Linked DNA regions of Homo sapiens: region 1 is linked to region 2. A link is a loop called in an ENCODE intact Hi-C map of the cell type or tissue named here. Cell type or tissue: OCI-LY7. All regions are shown on one strand.

Region 1 (4,000 bases), 1.2 Mb after region 2:
ATGGATAGACGCTGGGACCAAGTCATCCTTGGGCCGCGAGACGTCTGACCTTCTGCTGGTGTCTCAGAAGATGCTAGCTCTCCGTGGCATGTCTTCCACGCGGTGCTTGGGGACCAGTGGCCTCTAAGGGGCCCCCCTGCCTCAGCGTGGGGAGTGGCCTGGCCAAGGTCTCAGTGTCTGGTTGGAGCCAGGCATAGGCTCAGGTGTACTGGCTGGAGGCCTCCTGCCCATGGGCTCTGCCTGTCCTGTGTCCCTGGTCCTTACTGTGTCTTCTGTGTTCCTGGGAGAGACCCCAGGGGCCCTGAGCCCAGCACTGGGGTTGGGGAGTGGGCGGGGAAGAGGGTGGGGATTAGGGTCCCTGGCTGCAGAACAGCCAGGCCCCAAGTCCCCACTCCACTCCCCTCCCACCGGGCGCCTCATCCCACACTGACCATTTCCTGAAGAAAATTTCCTGAACCGGCCTCCCACCCCGGCTGTCCCAGGAAGCCCATCCATCCTTCCGCCTTAATGCTTTGTGGCTCCAGAAGGATGGTGGAAGCCGGAAATCATGAGTCTCATTCACAGGCGGCCACACACCGAAGCCGCGGAGACGCCGTGGGAAAGGACTCTGGCCAGCGCGGCCGGCACAGAGGGAGCGGTGTTACCGGGGTAGACGGGAACCGTGGCTGCCCCCATGCTGGTCTGGGAGAGACGAGGGGCCGGACGAAAGGACAGCAGACTGGCCATTCATTCATTTATTCATTCACTCATTCACAGCGTCTTACTGGGTGCTTCGGACGTGTAAGGTTTTGTGGGTAGTGAATGCGACAGACCCCAGACAGCAATCGGAGGGCCACGTGTGTAAGAACTGAGGGACCTAGGCTGGGCGTGGTGTCTCAAGCCTGTAATCTCAGCACTTTGGGAGGCAGAGGCGGGCGGATTACGAGGTCAGGAGATCGAGACCATCCTGGCTAACACGGTGAAACCCCGTTTCTACTAAAAATATAAAAAATTAGCCGGGCGTGGTGGCGGGCGCCTGTAATCCCAGCTACTCAGGAGGCTGAGGCAGGAGAATGGCGTGAACCCGGGAGGCAGAGCTTGCAGTGAGCCCAGATAGTGCCACTGCACTCCAGCCTGGGCGACAGAGTGAGACTCCATCTCAAAAAAAACAAAACAAAACAAAACAAAACAAAAACTGAGGAACCCAGTGTAGATGAGCTATCCCGGGAAAACAAGTGGGAGTTCTAGGAACAGCATGGGGAAGGGATGGTCCCGGCAGGGAGGACCTCTGTGGGTAGCCTTGTTGGAAGAGCTGAAAGGCAGCCAGAGAGGCTGTGCGTGGATGGAAGCTGAAGAGTAGGTTAGGGGCGTGTGTTTTGTTAACAAAGACTTCAAGCATTTACTGACCAGGCACAACACTATGTGCTTCATAAATAAATATCTCATTTGATCCCCAGCATTCTTATGAGACAGATGTTATTATCCCATTTCACATGTAAGAACATTGAGGCACAGAGTGGTTAAGTTACTTGCTCAGGGTCACACAGCACGTCGGTGGTAGGCAGGATTCTGGAGCCACAGGAATCTGGTATATCCCAGGTGCAATGGAAACCAGTCACGGCTTCATAGAGGGAAATCATCAGATTAGTAAATTTTACACACGCCCCCTGGTGCTTTGAGGAGGAGGGATTCGGACAGGGGCAGCTAATGGTGGTGGCTGTGAGATGTGTTGGGTTAACATTGATGAGAGTTTGGGATGGATGAGTGGATTCGGAGTAATGGAAATGGAGGGCCCAGGCCCGGCCCCTGGAGATCTAGCTGCAATAGCTGTTGGCTGGAGAGGCTGTTCACTTAGATGGGGGATGGGGTGGGAGGCAGGTGAGATGAGAGCTCCAGAGTTCAGCCTGGGGCACGGTCATTGGGTTCAAGATGCCTTCAGATGTTGGGGCTTGACAGTGACAGTGGCTGCAGATACCCAGGACCCAGCAGAGGGCCTGGCACAGCGGGGCCCAGGGACACGTCTGTGAGTCAGGCTGGCACTCAAGTGTGAATCTGGACAAAGAAGGTGGCATTGTTGGCATTGAATGCTCAGGGGCTGGGTGAAGTCAGCTAGGGAGAGGGGCTCTCAAGGCACCAGGACTGACTCCGTGGGTGAGGGCGGAGGAGGAGACGGCAGAGGCTGAGAGAATAGCCAGAGACAGGAGGAAGGTCAGCAGAGCCATGCACAGAAGCCTGGAGAAGATTTGAGGAAAGGAAGGGCTGGGTGGTCGTCATTCCCTGCAGCTAGGAGGCAAGGGTGACCCCTGTGTGTTTCATTCTTCAGAGGATTGGTGGCTCCATCTGGTCAGAACCCCAAGTCCAGAGATGCATCTGAGCTTCATGCCATGGTGCAGGCAGCAGGAGCCATGGAGCAGGCCTGCGGGGTCACGGCCTGCCTGCTGCTTCCTGGTGTCTCTACCCTGAGCTCAGGGGTTGCTTGGATGCCCTGTGCTGCATCCCCCCAGGCGGTGTTCCAGAGAGGATGAAAGTGGCTATCTCAAGGTGTGACCAGGTAGCGGTCCATGCACACTGCTTTTTCCTGGGGAGAGTCTGGGATGGAAGGGTATGTGTGTGTTTCTGAGACTCCTTGAATAGGCTCCATGTACCTATCCACCCATCTTACCACCCACCCACCCATCCACTCACTCACCCATCCACGCACCCACCCATCCACCCATCCACTCATCCACCTGTCAACCCATCTATCCACTCATTCACCCATCCACTCATCCACCTATCTACAGTCATTCACTCATCCACCCATCCACTCATTTACCCATCTATCCATCCACTCATCCACCTGCCCATCCACTCACCCACCCATCCACTCATCCACCCATCCACCCATCTATCTATGCACTCATCCACCCATCCACTCATCCACCTATCCACTCATTCACTCATTCACTCATCCACCCATCCACTCATTCACCCATCTATCCATCCACTCATCCACCCATCCACTCATTCACTCATCTGTCCATCCACTCATCTACCCATCCACTCATTCACCCATTTATCCATCCACTCAACCATCCACTCATCCACCCATCCACTCATCATCCGTCCACTCACCCATCTATCCACCCATGTATCCATCCACTCATCCACCCATCCACTCATCTGTCCATCCACTTATCCACCCATCTACTCACCCACCCATCCACTCACCCATCCATCTACCCATCCTCTCATCTATCCATCCACTCATCTACCCATCCACTTATCCATCCATCCACTCATCCGTCCATCCACTCATCCACGCATCCACTCACCCATCCATCTACCCATCCACTCATCCACCCATCCACTTGTCTACTCATCCACTCACCCACCCATCCACTCATCCACCCATTCACTCATCTACTCATCCACTCATCCATCTATCCACTCATCCACCAATTCACTCATCCACCTATCTACTCATCCACCCATCCATCCAGTCATTCATCCATTTGCTCATTCATCCGCCAACCCATCCATTCACCTGCCTGTTCATCCACCTACCCATCCATTCATCCATCTGTCCATCCATCCACCCACCCACTCACCCATTCACACACCCATACACCCATCCATTTATCCAACCATCCATCCCCATCCTTACTTCAGAAAGCATTTGAAGTTGCTGGGGTGTGCACTTGGAAAATGCGTCATAAGCTTTCATAGGCCTCTCTTTGGCTTCCTCACTTCTTTGATTGGTCTTTCTTTCGGACATGCAGGATTCTGAGCAGCTCTTCTGGGAGGTGGGTGCAGTCCAGGTAGGCTGCCTGCAAAGCTAGGACCGAGGGAGCCACATCCAAGGCACTGTGGGTTCCCAAGGCGATGGCACTGTGGGCCCACTGCTTCCAGACCTCCTCAACTCCCAGGCTCCTGAGCAGGAGGACTCCTGGGGCAGGGCCTGGAGACGGGAAGAGAAAACAATTCCAGTCTCTCAACTCTTGTCAGTCCAGGTGGGTGCTGCATGGATTGGGGGCACCTG
Region 2 (4,000 bases):
TCCTTCCTCTTTGAGGCAAAAGAATAGACACACACACACAAAAAATGGCTAGGCGCAGTGGCTCATGCCTGTAAACCCAGCACTTTGTAAGGTCAAGGTGAGAGGATCGCTTGAGGCCAGGAGTTCAAGACCAGCCTGGGCAAAAAAAATAAAAATAAAAATCAGCCAGTTGTAGTGTTGTGTGCTTGTAGTCCTAGCTTCTTAGGGGGCTGGGCTGGAGGATTGCTTGAGCCCAGGGGAGTTGAGGGTTGCTGCAGTGAGCTACTACACTCTAGCCTGTGCAACAGAGCAAGACCGTGTCTCAAAAAAAACAAACAAACTGGCTGGGCATGGTGGCTCATACCTGTAATCCCAGCACTTTCAGAAGCCGAGGCGGTCAGATCGCTTGAGGCAGGTAGTTCGAGACCAGCCTGGAAAACATGGCAAAACCTTGTCTCTACTGAAAATACAAAAATTAGCCGGGTGTGGCAGCGCATGCCTGTAGTTCCAGCTACTAGGGAGGCTGAGGCACGAGAATCGCTTGAACCCAGGAGGCAGAGGTTGTAGTAGCCGAAGTCGTACCACTGCACTCCAGCCTGGGTGATAGAGCGAGAAGTTGTCTCCAAAAAAAGAAAAACAAAGCATAAATTTGCAAGGAAAAATAGCAGCAAAAAATAGGTTATGTTAAACAAACAAAGGCTAGCAATAGCGTTGGAAATCCTCAAAAGGAGAAGAAAACCATCGCACCACCAGTGCCTCCTGGACCCGAGCCTTCAGGGAGTGTGTGAGTCCAGCCTGGCCCAGCTGCCTTGGCGCTGCTTGTTTTCATTGTCTTCTTATTGGCCCTTTCCCATTCTCCTTCTCCTCTCAACACCTTTCTACTTCTCTTGGCCACCTTGTCCTTTTGTCCTGGCATCTTGAAGAAACAATAGGGAAGCAAGAAATAAAAATTAGAGGATGGAAAAAAGAAAGGAAGAAAGGAAAGGAAAGGAAGGGAGGGAGGAAGGAAATGAGCTTTTGGATCAACCAAACCTGAATCGAATCCCAGTGCTACCATCAGTCAGCAGGGAAAAGCGAGTGTTCATGACCTTGAGTGGATTTTGTTTCCTCTCTGAGCCTTGGGCCTATTGGGAGTTCTGAGAGCCCTCAGATTCCATCTTTCAGCTTTGTTGGATCTGTTTGGATTTAGGGAAATAAGAGGTGGAAAGGAGGAAGAAAGGAACAAAAATTTATTTTTATTTTTTATTGTCATTATTTTTGAGACAGAGTCTCACTCTGTCGCCCAGGCTGGAGCGCAGTGGCACGATATCGGCCCACTGCAACCTCCACCTACGGGGTTCAAGCAATTCTCGTGCCTCAGCCTCCCGAGTAGCTGGGATTACAGACTACAGGCACGCACCACCACGCCTGGCTAATTTTTGTATTTTTTTTTTTTTTTAGTAGAGACGGTGGTTTCACCATATAGGCCAGGCTGGTCTTGAACTCCCGACCTCAAGTGATCCGCCCGCCTCGACTTCCCAAAGTGCTAGGATTACGGGTGTCAGCCACTGCGCCCGGCCAGAACAAGAATTTAACGCACTGCAGAGATGGAGGTTGGGAATGCCAGTTCTCTACCCTTCCCCCAAACCCATTACCCAAGAGAGCTGGTGTCCTTTTCTCCCCATCCCCACAGAGGCGGGGAGGGTTCACTCATTTCAAGCATCTCCAGTGGAACTCTTAGTGCCCTCTATAGATCTTTTGGGGAAGGGGCCCTTTGAGAGTCCCACGGAAGTGACAGCTGCAGCGGGAAGGGAGGTAGCATGGGTGAGCTAACCACTGCCTCGCTCCACCGCTGGACACTCTTCCCCTCCACTGTCCCTCAGCAGCCCCATCTGTGAAATGAGATTCTGGATTTGGGGGAGGATTGAAATGAGTTAATAGACATTCAAGTCTTAGAGAGCTGCCTGGCTCACAGGAAGTGCTTGGTAACTGGCAGCTGCTTGTTATGGTCCGGCTATTGTGTGCCTGTTTCAGGACTCATTCAATGACTTGCATTCACAACAACCTTGTCATCCGGGAACGGAGGAAATACTGCTAAGATTGTTTCTCTTCTTGGTTGCTGCCTCACCGCTTGTCCTGGAGCCCAGACCATTGATGTAACAAGGATTTTCTTTCTGAGGATACCATGTTTTATTTGTGATTCAAGCCTTTTTTTTTTTTTGAGATGGAGTCTCGCTGTGTCACCCAGGCTGGAGTGCAGTGGCACAAAATCGGCTCACTGCAAGCTCTGCCTCCCAGGTTCATGCCATCCTCCTGCCTCAGCATCCCGAGTAGCTGGGACTGCAGGCGCCTGCCACCATGCCTGGCTAATTTTTTGTATTTTTAGCAGAGACAGGGTTTCACCATGTTAGCCAGGATGGTCTCGATCTCCTGACCTCGTGATCCACCCGCCTCGGCCTCCCAAAGTTGCTCTATTTTACCTACCATACATTGTCCTCTCAGATTAAAATAATAGTACCTTCAGTTAATAATACCTTGCATTTAGGAAGTTGCTTTCCTCCCATCAGCTCAAAGCCCTCTACAAACATGACCTCATTCATTCTCCCAGGAGTGGGACAGTCCTAAGTTTCCCAGCTACTCATCTCCAACCGGATTCTCAGAAGCCAAAATATGGATTAAGCACTTCCATGTCTCAGGACCACAAATCACGGGCTCTGTTGCTCTCCTTCCTTCTTCCTGAGTGACCTTAGGCCCACAGAAGATAACTAGTACCTGAGTCTCTCTGGCTTGGGGGCCTTGCCCTCCATGCCCCGCCCAGGTGCCCACAGCTGGGCCCTGCAATTGTTAAACATTACATAAACTGGATAAACTGCCTTGATTTCCAGGAAATAACAGGTTTGGCAACTTTGGACTCTTGCTTTCCTTGGGAACTTACTTCTGAATTAAGACCTACGGGCTCATAGGGGACATTCCACTACAGCCAGAAATGTCTCTCCCCAGGGTAGACCCTCCTACTCACGGCCCTGGCATGTTTGACACCCGCATGTACTTATGAAAACCTGGAGCCCCACAGTGACAGTACTTCCTTCTTCTGGGCTGCTTGCGGCCTGAGCTCCCTGGCAGTGTATGCTGCCAGCTGCTCACTTTTGTTTTCACCTTGCAATTACTGGACGGGAAGGCTGCAAGCTATACTGGAGTCTCCAGCCACACGCCAGGTCCCAGCCCACGTGTACTTCAGGGCCATTCCCAGGAAAAAGCTGACTCCTACTCCTTCAAAACAAACAAATAAACAAAAAACGAACCAAATGGAATGAGCTCATGATAGTACCTGAATTTGTTTTTCATCAGTACAGAAACATTAACATTAATTGTAATCTTCTTCTTGTTTGTAAACTTTAAAAATACATACTGTCAAGTTTTCTTAGATAGGGAGTTAAATCCAATTTAGGCAAAGTCAAGATAGAACCACGACGTGCTTTCTTATTATAAGCCTCCTTCTGTTCTGCAGACCTTTAGCTGGTTAAAATACACTCTGTAATTAGTAGTTCAGATAAAAAACTCACAAAGTTCTCCTGAAACAGAAACTCTTAACAGTGAATCCCTAACAATATTTATCTTCCCAATCTCTTCTGCCCCTTCCCCAATCTGCTTAAACTCCTAGTTCTTTTCCTACCCCCACAATTCTCAAACACAGCCCTGAAGATCAAACTCTAATCCAGAAGATGGAAGCTCAGCACATACAAACAAATTTGGGGCCAGGCATGGTGGCTCACACCTGTAATCCCTGTGCTTTGGGAGGCTGAGGCAGGAGGATCACTTTAGTCCAGGAGTTCAAGACCAGCCTGGGCAACAATAGTGAGATCTCATCTCTACCAAAAATTCAAAAATTAGTCAGGCATGGTGGTGTGTGCCTGTAGTCCCAGCTACTCGAGAGGCTGAGGCAAGAGGATCGCTCGAAGTTACAGTGAGCCATGATCATGTCACTCTAGCCCTATCTAACAACCACCACCACCAAATTTTGGACTTTAAAGGGCTACCACTG

What was found. Hi-C counts contacts between places; a loop is a spot of excess contacts. Peaks named below come from ENCODE experiments on the same cell type or tissue, not always from the same donor. Only the 100,000 strongest peaks of a DNase experiment are listed, where the experiment ranks them.
Region 1: it touches region 2 in a loop (8-fold over the local background); 1 of 110 quality-filtered maps calls a loop at or near these places.

Annotation. Positions count from the first base shown.
Region 1 is chr17:77,467,125-77,471,124 of GRCh38, forward strand. All of the region lies in intron 3 of SEPTIN9 (septin 9), which reads left to right. Among named protein-coding and RNA genes, the nearest start is that of MIR4316, 72 kb to the left of the region's middle. RefSeq lists enhancers at 1-386, 1,532-2,084, 3,640-4,000. In OCI-LY7, a CTCF peak has its summit at 1,677; no DNase peak of the experiment used is centred here; H3K4me3 peaks cover 973 bases; H3K27ac peaks cover 2,633 bases.
Region 2 is chr17:76,260,111-76,264,110 of GRCh38, forward strand. It overlaps LOC105371896 (a long non-coding RNA gene), which reads right to left. Exons shown (of 6, transcript XR_007065913.1): 1 at 2,493-4,000; 2 at 1,012-1,154; 3 at 344-895. Among named protein-coding and RNA genes, the nearest start is that of UBALD2, 3.2 kb to the right of the region's middle. RefSeq lists a silencer at 1,878-2,172 and an enhancer at 2,983-3,072. In OCI-LY7, CTCF peaks have their summits at 1,705 and 1,907; DNase peaks (open chromatin) are centred at 271, 1,981 and 3,051; H3K4me3 peaks cover 2,834 bases; H3K27ac peaks cover 3,592 bases.